Linked DNA regions of Homo sapiens: region 2 is linked to region 1. A link is a contact called in ENCODE Hi-C data. All regions are on one chromosome and are shown on one strand. The core of a region is the stretch at or near the end of the contact, and the rest is flanking DNA. Distances in the headings are between cores, read along the strand shown. Region 1 holds the start of HMGN3 (high mobility group nucleosomal binding domain 3). Region 2 holds the start of SNX14 (sorting nexin 14).

The links. A loop is a pair of places that touch in the nucleus more often than their neighbours do. Pooled maps may share reads with other maps.
Region 2: a pooled map shows a loop between it and region 1 (10-fold over the local background). The contact joins the promoter of SNX14 here to the promoter of HMGN3 in region 1. A Hi-C loop is called at or near these places in 5 of 50 pooled maps.

The regions. Positions count from the first base shown.
Region 1 is chr6:79,232,959-79,236,814 of GRCh38, forward strand. It overlaps HMGN3 (high mobility group nucleosomal binding domain 3), which reads right to left and starts at 1,724. Exons shown (of 7, transcript NM_001201363.2): 1 at 1,588-1,724. The coding sequence starts at 1,602. HMGN3-AS1 (HMGN3 antisense RNA 1) reads left to right here and starts at 716. Exons shown (of 2, transcript NR_040671.1): 1 at 716-969; 2 at 1,104-3,842. RefSeq lists enhancers at 262-1,052, 1,053-1,842 and a silencer at 1,000-1,049.
Region 2 is chr6:85,592,014-85,595,869 of GRCh38, forward strand. It overlaps SNX14 (sorting nexin 14), which reads right to left and starts at 1,845. Exons shown (of 29, transcript NM_153816.6): 1 at 1,566-1,845. The coding sequence starts at 1,705. RefSeq lists enhancers at 336-921, 922-1,505, 1,506-2,089, 1,538-1,707, 2,018-2,137 and a silencer at 1,768-1,987.

The sequences.
Region 1 (3,856 bases), core at 474-2,973:
TAAGTTTAAATAATAAATCTCAAGTATTAGTGCTCTTAATATGCCATCTGTCTTCTTAAACTGGGAGTACCTTTGGATTTCCTTAATTCCTCTTGACCCACCCTTTCGTAAGTGAGTACGAAATGGGTGAGAATAAGACTTTGGCATCTATAGCATCTGATTAAATCTTTACTAGTAGTTATTGGTTGGTGAGATGCAGGACAATTTATGTCTTTAAGTCCCAGCTGAATGGGGGTAACACCGCTCAAGCTGTTTTCAGGATTAAATGAGATAATGCAAGTCAAATTCTGCACAGCGTGAGGGACACAGTATGTGCACAACAAACTCTAAGACTTTTAAACACTTTCAATTATTTTTAAAAAGTGGGGTAGGAGACAAGTTTCTACCCAATTTTTAGTAATAACATATAAGAAGGGGAAAGCTTTTGAATTTTTAAAACTTCAGTATTTTAAAATAATGCAGTCACTCTCACACACAAATTAGTCCATGGTCTTTGATAAAGCAAGACATTAGGTGTAATTTTGCTTCAAATTTAATACCCACACTCGTTGACACTGTTGGAAACACTGAGGCTGGCGGTGGGAGGGTGCAAAGCACTTGCTTAGGAACCAGCTGAGAAATCCTCACTGATTTCTCAGGGAGGAGGAAACCTTTCCCTTCCCTCCCCGGGACAAGTCGAAGCCCCACCCCGAGGGAGATTTGTGTCCCTGAATGTAGTAGTTGGTGTCCGGGGCCTGCGCAGAAGAGGACAGTCCGCAAGGGGCGGAAGACAAGACAAAAATGACTCCAGTTCGCTAGACGCGCAGAGGGGCGGATAGCGCGCGGACCCCGCCTTCCCCAACCGAGTGTGGGTTCCAGTCGCTGGGGAGGACCTGGTGGCCCCCTGACCTTGGACGAGCCATATTGGACGCCCCGGCGCCGTCCCGTCTTCCACGCTGCCAACTCCACCGCTCCCGCCCCGAACTGCGGGTAGGTCCAGGCCGCCAGGCCCCGCCTCGCCGGCCCCAGCCCTGATTGACACTGGAGTTGGTACATACGGGTCTGCAGCGGAGGCGAGCAGGAGGGTGAGCGCTATTTTAAACATGGCTTTCTCTTTCCCTTAGCCTAGGAGCCACCGCAGCGCACCCAGCCCGCGAGTACAGCCGCATGGGAATAATCCCAACATTTGCCTGATTTATTTTCTTCCCTCTCCTTACGCTTGTACTTGTTTTTCTCCTCTCGCTGTTTTCCCTTCACACTAATTCGCAACCTGGCAGTTTGCAAAGAGGAAACTCCCTTTCGGAATGGAAAGCCGCTTTTGCTTCTTGTTGTTGGGGGTGGAAAACATTCCAGCGAGAATGAGTTCAAAAAGAAGGGAAACCGCGTCACTGGAGAGAAAGTAACATTAAGAGATCGATGAGGACGGAGTGGGTAGGGGGGACAGAGAGAGGAACGTCTGCAACAGGCATCTAAAAACAAGCGTGGAGGAGCAAAGATTCCCAATCCCCGGGTTACTACCGCGCGCGTTCTGCGCGAGCCATTGCAATGCCAGCATTTACTGTAAGCAGAATTTGAAGGCTTTTGAAATCTTTTTTTGGTAAGACTTACCTTTCTCTTCGGCATAATGACTATGTCGGTGAAGCAAAAAGTAAAGCAACGGACTGGAACTGCTGGCGCCGCCGCTGGATGCTGCCTCTGCCTCTGCAGCTGCTCACGCGCAGGGCACGACGTAGCCCGGCCTCTTCGACCTGCACCTCCGCGGCTCCCTCTGGGGGCCCTCTGCTCGCCTCCCTGCTGCTCCAATGAGGAGCCCCGCCAGCCGGCCGCGAGGCCCCATTGGCTGAGGCAACGTTCTAAATTCCACGAGGGCACGCCCACCTCCGCGCGCGGTACGCGCTGTTGTAGTTTCCACTTCACCGAAAAAAATCTGCCTGGCGACTGAGCATGCCCAGTTCAACTAGTAGCCTCCAGGCCACACAATCCTGAAGTTTCATTGTTTCGCTGCTCTCTCTTTGAGATTGTAAGAATAAGAACAGTGTGTGTCTTCATAGGAAGGAAAAAGAGTAAGAATGAATACGTAAACTTTATAATGTAAATATATACACAGCAGGTACCTTATTCATTTCCTACCCATAAAGGCTTTTAATGAATGTTACATGGTGGGAATCTGTAAAGCGTGGGAAGGTACTCTGTACTGGAAGAGCGTGGCAACTTCTAAAGGCCTCAGTTTCCCCCCCTAGATATATAGTGACAACAGTCCCTAAAATCACTTAGCTCTAATTTTCTGAAATCTGTGATTATAAATCACTCACTAATTCAGCTAACTTCAAACTAGATGTGAAGACGAATAGGACATGTTTGTTACGGAAATTAGGAAAAGAAAGAACAAGGCAAAAACTGATTATTTTATATTTGAGACATATATTTGAATGACACCCGTCATGTTACACTTTATGCGTAATATTTCTCAAAGTTCTGCAAGGCATAAAATGAGCATTGCAAAAATATTTCTGAATTCATTTTATGAGACCAGATTTACTCTGATACCAAAACCAGTGAAAGACTTCAAAAGAGAGTTACAGACCAATATCACTCATAAACATAGACACAAAAGTCGTGAACAAAATTTTAGTAAATGAAACTCAACAACATTTAAAGGGACAATACATCATGACCTGTGGGGCTTATCTTGGGAATGCAAAGCTGCTTTTTTAATATCTGAGAATCAATCAATGTAATTGGCAGGATTAATAGAATAAAGGGGGAAAAACAATCCTTTCAGCAGATGCAGGAAAAGCGCTAGTGAATGGGTAAGCAAATTGTGATGAGCACATGCAGTGGAATACTATTCAGCAATAAAAAACAATAAAAAATTTTCCTACATGGATGAATATCAAAAACAAAGTGCTGTACGAAAGAAGTCAAATACAAAAGACCACACTGAATGATTGCATTCATATGAAATTATAGAAAAAGCAAAATTGGGCAAAGTTAGTTTCAGAATCATCTTAGCAGGCAAAGCTCACATCATAGGAAAATGTGTTGAAGCCTTACATTACAAATATGGCCAAATCCACTTTGGTAACACAGAGGCTGCAAATATGTATTAAAAATATCATGTATTAAATATGTATTAAAAAAGCAATGAAGTTTAATATTTCACTTTTTCTTTAGTAATTTTCAGAATACATTAATTGATCTAGTACTCTCCAGAGGTGGTTGATTACTTTCTTTTTTGGAACATCTTTATGAACTCATGGATTTTTACATATTTGGTGTGCATCAGTGTATTGCTATCATTATTATTACCTTTTTAATGCTCCTATTACCACATCTTTAGCCAATGCATACCCTTTCAAATTAGTGCTTGTGTCCTTTTGACATGATCTTAATCATTTTTGATAGATTCCCTGTTCTTGGGCATTCAGTGAATGACAATAGTATACTGAAACGAATTAAGATAAAAACCAATTGCTTAGAGCTAGATAAAAATTTACAAGTTAATAATTTTATCATTAAAATAATATTTATAATGAAGATGTCTTTCAAGATATTAATTTGCCAAATACTTGATAGTTAAATAAAGAAAAAGTCAGTGAAAACATTTTTAGTAAGATATGTGTGAGAAGGATACTGAGTAGCACTTGCAATCTGGACTGGATGGCTATTTTTCTTCATGGAGATGGAAAGGTGCCACAACAAAGGTAGTGCTAAGGTGAATATTTCTCCTCTGTGATGAAAAATAACTCACAAAATTGGCTTCTTTGTTAATTTTTTTTCAAAACCAAACACTCAGATCATCAACAGCAAACAAAATTGTGAATGTTTTTACTGCACACAATAAAAATGCTACGATGAAATTGAAGCTTGCTTGTTG
Region 2 (3,856 bases), core at 595-3,094, 6.4 Mb after region 1:
AAAATAAAAATAAAAATAAAAATCATATGAAGCTTACATTTCTTTCATACTAAACCTGTTAGTCTAGCTTGGAATACCTTCCAGATGACAGAAAGCAAATAATAATTAGTGTTCCCTCTGTTAAGGATCCCACTTCTCCCACACTCCTACAGTTCAAACATCTCACCATCACAGAGCACACTTCTCAGTAAAACATCAACTACTATTTAAGCTCAATAATATTTAAACCAAGAATCAACAAGAAAGCAAGGCCACTTTTAGGGAAGAAATCTAACTTCAACATAGTCACAAATAATGGTTACACCAGAGAAAAATGAAGTTACCAAATTCCTTGCGCATTCCTCCCTGTTGCTATCCTTGGGAATCAACTACCTTAAGATAAAGAGTAAGAATGGTTGCCTGTTCAAAACATCAGAGAAAACAGCTTGCGGATGCTGTCAATGAGAACTATCTCAGATTTCTTTCCACCAAAAGCAAATCTGGTGTTAATTTTAATGGAAAAGTCTCCTCTACTACCTATTGCATCGCAACAATTTCTTGAAATAGTAAAATGAAGTAAAACAAGTTTATTTCGGGGGCAGAATCTTCTGATTTCAAAATGTCAATTGAATTTATCAATTTTAACCTTTCGGAATATTTCAGGTTTTTTTGGGGAGGGTGGCATCAAGTCCTCTTAAGAATATTATAGGGATGTGGCCGGGTGCGGTGGCTCACGCCTGTAATCCCAGCACTTCGGGAGGCCGAGGCAGGCGGCTCACGAGGTCAGGAGATCGAGACCATCCTGGCTAAAACGGTGAAACCCCGTCTCTACTAAAAAAAAAAAAAAAAAATACAAAAAAATTAGCGTGGTAGCGTGGTGGCGTGGTGGCGGGCGCCTGTAGCCCCAGCTACTCGGGAGGCTGAGGCAGGAGAATGGCGTGAACCCGGGAGGAGGAGCTTGCGGTGAGCCGAGACCGCACCACTGCACTCCAGCCTGGGTGACAGAGCGAGACTCCGTCTCAAAAATAAAAAATTCTAAGGATGTTGGGACGGGTACCACTTTGCTTTCTGATTTCTGTCCAACAAATCTTTATGATCGTCTGTTTTATTCAACAATACTGCGGGAAAAGCTTCAGCTGCAAGCTGAGGGGGTGGGAGGTGGGGAGATGGAAGAACGCGCTGCAGGTGTGCGGATTCTGCCTAAAATTGCGGCTACGAACTGGACCTTGAACACTCCTCCGTCAGCTGACTTGACTGCCTGTGTACAGTCTCAATTTGAGCCGACACACGGATTTCACTTTTGAAAAGCAACGAAGATGAAGAACTCGTTTTGAGAAATGGATGAGAAAAAGGTAGCTCAGGAGACGAAGCCTCGGGAAAGGAGGCAATCAACCCCACCCCACCGGCCTGTGCTTCCGGCCTCGACGCTCCGCCGTGCTCCCCGAGGCCGCTCCTCTGCGGAGCTCGCTCTCCCCACTGGTCCCCAGTCCCGCAGCTACGCGGCCTCCGCACGGTTAAGCAGCACGGGCCGGGCGTCTGCACCTTCGGAGAAAAGCCGCCGCCCAGGCTCCGCGCTGCGGCGTTACCTGTTAAGAAGCAGGGAGGCGGCGCTGAGACAGAGCAGCAGGAAGCAGAACAGCGGGTACTGGCGGCAGATCTCGCGTCCCACGTCCAGTCGCAGCCGCTGCTTCAGCTTCTGCCCCATCGTCCGCACCCAGGGCACCATCTCCGTAACGGCGAGGCCGAGACTGCGCTACTGGCTGAGGCAGAGGTCAAGGCGACCCCCCATCCACACCTCGCGTCCCCGCCCCACCGACTTGGCGGCGCACACAGACGCCTACCGGCAGTTAGCCGCCGCAGGCTGAGGTCGCGTCCGGCTGGGCCCAGCCCCACGCCCCCCGCCGCGCGTGCGCGGCCGCGGTCCCCAGCCGACCAGAGGAACGGCCGTAGAACGTGCCCGAAGTCGTCACCCAGCGCAAAGCCTCTAGCGTCTCGCCGCTCCGCCCTCCTGGCCGGAGTAGCGCGCAGTCTTCCGTGGAAACTCTGACAACACTGGCGACCGGCCATTTCCGGAAATCAAAGGACAGCCCCAGCACCCAGTAACTGCCTGTATTGCGGAGGAGAGGGAAGAAGGTTGTAGGGAGCCCGGAAGAAACTACAGCACCCCCGTAGCCGCCGGGCGCTGCCTGAGGGGCAACCGGAGCTCGTGGAGCCCGCTGGGAACTGTAGTCTTCGTGACACGAACCCGCAGAGGGATGGAGCGGGTGGTAGCGCTTCCCCGACCCCGCAACGCTCCGCGCCTCACCGTACACTCGGCTCCGGGTGGGAGCAGGTCCGAGCTTTGCGTGACGCCTAAGGGAGAGGGGGATAGGAGGACGCCTTTGAGTCGGTATTTTAAAAGGGGTGTGTTGGGGGCTGGGGGGGTGGCGAGTAAAACAGCCCTAGAATAAAGACTACAACTCATCAGGCCGCCACCCCACCAACAAAATCTCTTTTGCGCGCTCACGGGCAAGGGTAGAGCTCAATTCACGCCGGCTCCGGGAGCCCAACCAAAATCCGAGTGCTTGGAAGAGGCAGGTTGGCAGATTAGGTAAAATCCCTCTTATAGAGTCTCATGGGGTTTTCCCTTTACTAATTCATCACATTTCTAAATTTTTTTTTCTGTATTGTCCGCTACAGTGAGAGATGCAGGAAGACTATTATCGCGAAAATTTACTTAGGCGGTACAGACACTAAGCACTTTCATTTGACCTTCATGCATTCACCCCATGGTGTAGGTACAGTACTATAGTTTCAATCATTATACAGGCAAATTACTGAGACAGAAAGGAACTTAGGATCATAAAACTAACAAAGCCGGAATTTGAACACGTTCTAAAGACAGAGCCTGTGCCTGTCATCTCTCTTTCCTAGGATCTTATCCTTCAAAGTGGGGAAACAAATGTTTTTTAATGATGTATGTAGTTTCATGAATATTTTCCCGTATTACAAAAACATGGATCTTTAATGATGCATTATTATCCTTTATCAGAATGTACCATCCTGTTCCATTATTGCTAACCACTAAAGTCCATTGATATTACCATCCTTGATGATAAACCTATGCACATTTCTAATTATTTAGAATCAACTTTAATACAATTACTGGGTCAAAGGGTAAAAACAAACATTCTTGATACAGTCAAACTGCTTTGTAGAATGGTGGTACCAACTCCACAGTGGTGTATAAAAGTAAACAATTTCACTGATCCTCACGATTAGCTATTATTGTCTAAACATCACAAATACACTTTTCTGTTTGTGACTAAACCATTTAAAAGACTACAGTGTAACATCATTGGAAAGCTTACCATTTTTTAATATTTCTAGGTACATATTTAAACATTTATTAATTTCACTTTGGCAGTTTTTAAGTATCTTTATCTGTTAATACTAAAATAGGTGTATGTTGAGTGGATCTACATGTATCAAGTGCCTCCTATGGACTTGAGTGCTTTACACTTTTGTAAATTACCTTTTAAAAAACTAATCTCATGACAAATAATGTAAGTTATTAACCTGCCTGGTAAATTATGTTGCCTTTTGTTTAAAACTTTTGCTTCCTTTTAAAGCCTTATTTTGAAATTACTCTTTTCACCAAGAGCCAGTATATTTTAAAGACAAAATGTTTTGAGTTCTGTTCAAAACAGACATCACTACAACATCCAATTAAAAGACTTCTTTCCCATCTGATTTCTTAGAGGCAATTAGAATAAGTTAACTGGACAATAGATAATTTAAATTTCCAAATTGCTCTTATGATTAGAAAAGGAAAAAAAATATAATAAACTTCAGCCATAAGGAAATTCTTTATGGCAGAGAATTTCCACACCTAAAG